Linked DNA regions of Homo sapiens: region 1 is linked to region 2. A link is a loop called in an ENCODE intact Hi-C map of the cell type or tissue named here. Cell type or tissue: Calu3. All regions are shown on one strand.

Region 1 (2,500 bases), 180 kb after region 2:
GGAAGAGTCATATATAATTTCTTAAGCAAGTGAACATTAAGAAATGCAGAAAGGACAAATACAACATGATGCGGACCATAGTATACTCCAGAAAAGATATCAGTGCTGTAAAGACATCCACAAAAAGAAGTTTCATCTTTTAGGAACCCCATGAGAACACTTGCTTTTTCGTTTCCTTGCCCAATTTGCCAATACTGATGAACTATAATATACAATGATAAGTACCTTTAGAAAAGTACATGAAAACGGTGGATTTTTAAAAATAAAATAATGGAACTAAAATGTATAATGAGAATTTAAAATGAACTTATGGGAATTTTAACATTGTAAATTTAACATAAATGTTAGAAAAGAAAAATGACCATAATCTCATCATACCACAATTATTTTCATTTGTGTATTTTTTCCCTTTATTTTTCCTACATAGATGACTCTTAGATATTTGTACATATTAAAGACATGCAATTCTGGGTACAGCTACTTTTCCTTAATAAATGAGAAGGAGAATAGCTTATTCAGGGTGTGGGCATCAGTGCTTCACAAAGTTCATTCAAACCATGGCTTGTGTGACACAGACACACTTCCTACTTAACCTACAGAAGTCCAAGTCTCCTTAACTGAAAAATCAGAAATAGCGACAACACCACAACAACAGCAACAAAGTCTATTACACAGAGTGGTCAAGAGAATTAAGTGAAGTGATCTGTGGCAAGTATTCAGCACAGCGGCTGTTGCAAAGAAAGGTTCAATAAACAGTGGCTCTCGAAATCACTGTCTTCCCCACAGTCTATCTGACTCTCAGTTTTTTCTCCCATCATTAAAATATTTTATATTCTTGTGATGCTGGTTTGAAATACCAGGAAATGGGCAGATAAACTCCAAAGAGATGAATACCAGCAGACCACATAGCATCTCGCAAGTTAAGCATAAGGACTAACAGATGCAGGCTCTGAAATCTGACAGCTCTGTCCAGGTTCTGCTGCTGTGGGAGTCAATGTGGTTGATGTGGGACAATAGCAACCGCTTCCCTCCACCTAGTGGTATAAGGAAACACAGGCACAGAGACATCTGCTCTCCCCAACTCCAGAAACAGCAGGCAACCCAGGGGATCACCTGTGCCCACAGACTGCACCAGTGGGGATTGATAAGGAGCCACAGCAGCATCAGAAGAAAGAACAGAACTGCATCGCAAGGGCTCTGTAAATGACACTGTCATTGAAACCAAAGCCTACAGTGCAGGCCAGAACCTACACACTAAACCTCAAGAGGCTGATGGCATGCTAAGATAGAAGATTAAAATAGGATCTAAGCTCTCCTAACATAACTGAAACATCCGAGGTATGATGAGAAAAAAATCACCTGTCAAGCTGAAAACCAGGAAAACAGCCATCTGAATGAGACTAGATGCTCAACTGAGGGCAATACTGAGATTCGTCAGATTTGGGGATTATCTCAATTTTAAAGCAGATGTCACAAAAATGCTTCAAGAAATCAATTATACATGCTCCCAAAACCAAAGGGGAAAAAACTAGAACATCTTAGCAAAAAAACCCCAGAAATTATATTTTTAAAAAACCAAGTGGAAGTAATAGAAATGGAAAATATAATAACTGAAATAAAACCTCACTGAATGATCTCAATAGTAGAGTGGAGATGACGGAAAAGATTCAGTGACCTTGAAGACAGATCAATACAATTTACTCAATTGGTCCAAAAGAGAGAGAAAAATAGACTGGAAAAAAGGAAGAGAGTCTCAGGGATCTGGGCTATGTTCCTTGGGGATCTCAATAACAATCTAATAATCTAACGTTTGTATCACTGGAGTCTCAGAAGAATAGGAAGAGTATGGGATTGAAAAAGTATTGGAGGCCTGGCGCGGTGGCTCACGCCTGTAATCCCAGCACTTTGGGAGGCCGAGGCAGGCAGATCACCTGAGGTCAGGAGTTTGAGACCAGCCTGGCCAACATGACGACAGCCTGTCTCTACTAAAAGTACAAAAATTAGCCAGGCGTGGTGGCAGGTGCTTGTAATCCCAGCTACTCAGGAGGCTGAGGCAAGAGAATCGGTTGAACCCAGGAAGCGGAGGTTGCAGTGAGCCGAGATTGTGCCACTGCACTACAGCCTGGGCGACAAGAGCGAGACTCCATCTCAAAATAAAAAGTATTGGAAGAGATAATGGTTGCAAACTTCCCAAATTTGGTAATAGATAATTAAAATACATCATTAACTTTGTACAATTAGAATTAATATGGTAACACTTCACATAAAATGTAGAAAACTCATATAATAGATCCTTCAATCTCTCCATCCTTGATGATATAGTTGTCACATATATCTACCTGCATTGTAAATTTCACAAGCTAATTTCCTGCTTTAAAAGTCCCATATGTTTTAAAGAAACTAAAAGGAAAAAAATTTTATATTCCTTTAGATATTTGCAATTTCATATTTTCTGTATTGCCTCTTGAATATTTGGATTTCCACCTGGCTTTATTTCCCT
Region 2 (2,500 bases):
ACAAATAACAGGATGCAAATTACAAATATACCAGGCATCTGAAAGAATGAGAATAGAACCTACAAAGATCTCACAAAGGAGGAGGGCAGTGGTGTACTGGCAGCTAGACTGAAAAAAAAAAAAAAGCCCTCATTTGTACTTGTGATAGTGGAAAAACTCAAACTGTTTTTCCTCTGTTCTATCACCACAAGCAACACAGAAGACTTCTGTGACCAAATGTGTGGGGTTTCTCCCCACACACTAAGCAAGCAATCAGCTCTGCAGCAGACACCAGCTGGGTGCCCTCCAATTCAATTCAATTCAGCCACTATCTGGAGACAGCCTCAGATCCCACAAGTTGGGGGCTCAGTCACACAAAACCACCCCCTCCTTCCCATCAGCATACCCCAGCCTCTAGAATTTCTAATGCACTGGCTTCAAATTGGGACTCTCAGAGCCCCCTCTTTGGGTTCAATTAATTTTCTAGAGCGGCTCATAGAACTCAAGAAAACATTTATGATGTTTAGCAGTTTATGCCAAAGGATATTTTAGAGGATACACATAAACCGCCAGATGAAGAGATACACAAGGCAAGGTCTGGAAGGGTCTCAAGCACAGGAGCTTCTGTCCCTTTGGAGTTGGGGTGCACCACTTCCCAGCACATAGATGAATTCTTGTTCACCTTCCTCTCAGCTTCCACATATTCAGCTATCCAGAAGTTCTCTTGCACCCTGTCCTCTTGGGCCTTTAATGGAGACTTCACTGCATAGACAGAATTGACCACCAGGGAGAAGTATGATTGGACAAAAAGGGTATTCTCTAACACTAATAGGCTGAACAGAAACCCAGCAAGGCTTGTCCAGATTCTTTTTGGCTTCTCTGTGCTGTATTCCTTTTTCCAGGCTAAGGGCCAGGACCCCTTCTGAAATGAGGATCTTATAACCCACAATCAGAATGGTGAAAGAAGATTAGAGTCCTGTCTCGGGCTGCTGACAGGAGAATAGGAGAAGGTCAGAGAGAGAGTTTCTGTTTTTTGAGACCTAAAGAGCCACAGCATTATAAAAACTGTTACAAAGGCTACGGGAGTTATGAGCCAGGAACAATGGATGAAAACCTATATGTGTGTGTGCCCCTGTGTGTATACAGATGACATATTTACAATATGTATACATATTCAGTATTTATGGAATCAATAAATGAACAAAGCAACTATGTTACTAAAGCACTTCAAAATTATACGTACACATATTACACATATTTATATAAAACTGGCCCAATTTTCCCATAGAACTGATATTTATGGGGTTTTTTCAATAAACATAGAGATTGATCCTCCTGATCTTGAAACTTGAAACTTAACATTTGTCTCCTCTGGGTTCCTTCCTCAGGAAACCAAACCTCAGGCAAGGGACTCACCAGATCCTGGCACCCAGACAAGGAGAAGCCAGAGCCCCCATCAATCGTGATTGCTTCCTCACCCTTCCCTAATTCCTCTAATTCCTGTTTCCCACATGTAGTTATATTTCCCCCCCACTATGTCAACACACCAATTTTAATCAATTTGGAGAGATGGATTTGAGGTTTGGCTCTCATCCCTCTGGTTGACTTCACCCAAATAAAAAGTCTTCTTCCCTGGCAGTTCTGTGCAGCGAGCCACTGAAAATAGAACAGATACACACACACACACACACACACACACACACACACACACATATATAATATACACATTTAATAGCACATATATACACACACATATATAATATACACATTTAATAGCATATATATACAAATTTAATAGCATATATATCACATTTTACATATATACACATTTAATAGCATATATATATATATATATATCAATCATACTGTCAGTAATGTTTGCCAATTTCTGTGATGTAGATGCACCCTGTGATGGCTAATTTCAAGCTATATAACAATCTATAAACTATAACATATAAACTATAAACTATAACAATCAGCCATCAAACTTCTGAAATATTTAACAATCTGCTTTTACTTTCACTAGGTGGCTCCACACCAGAGGAAACTTACAACTGTGATTTTCATCACTGGTATTGTGCTTGTTGGTACCTGTTTCCTGTCTTGTCTTCAAAGCATAAGGGTAGGGAATGGTTAGGCTGAAATTCAGAATAAACCAAAGTAAATGTTGACAGAAGAAAATTCCTCAAGGATCTAGAACCAGAAATACCATTTGATCCAGCAATCCCATTACTGGGTATATACCCAAAGGATTATAAATCATTCTACTATAAAGACACATGCACATGTATGTTTATTGCAGCACTATTCACAATAGCAAAGACATAGAACCAACCCAAATGCTCATCAATGATAGACTGGATAAAGAAAATGTGGCACATATACACCATGGAATACTATGCAGCCATAAAAAAGCATGAGTTCATGTCCTTTGGAGGGACGTGGATGAAGCTGGAAACCATCATTCTCAGCAAACTAACAGAGGAACAGAAAACCAAACACCACATGTTCCCAATCATAA

The links. A loop is a pair of places that touch in the nucleus more often than their neighbours do. Peaks named below come from ENCODE experiments on the same cell type or tissue, not always from the same donor. Only the 100,000 strongest peaks of a DNase experiment are listed, where the experiment ranks them.
Region 1: a loop joins it to region 2, with 18 times the contacts of the local background. A loop is called at or near these places in 9 of 110 quality-filtered maps.

Annotation. Positions count from the first base shown.
Region 1 is chr4:177,366,066-177,368,565 of GRCh38, reverse strand. The region is part of intron 1 of LOC105377558 (a long non-coding RNA gene); the gene reads left to right. It also overlaps a transcript of NEIL3 not described here. Among named protein-coding and RNA genes, the nearest start is that of NEIL3, 57 kb to the right of the region's middle. RefSeq lists a silencer at 877-1,171. In Calu3, no CTCF peak of the experiment used is centred here; a DNase peak (open chromatin) is centred at 1,015.
Region 2 is chr4:177,546,477-177,548,976 of GRCh38, reverse strand. All of the region lies in intron 1 of AGA-DT (AGA divergent transcript), which reads right to left. Among named protein-coding and RNA genes, the nearest start is that of AGA-DT, 100 kb to the right of the region's middle. In Calu3, no CTCF peak of the experiment used is centred here; no DNase peak of the experiment used is centred here.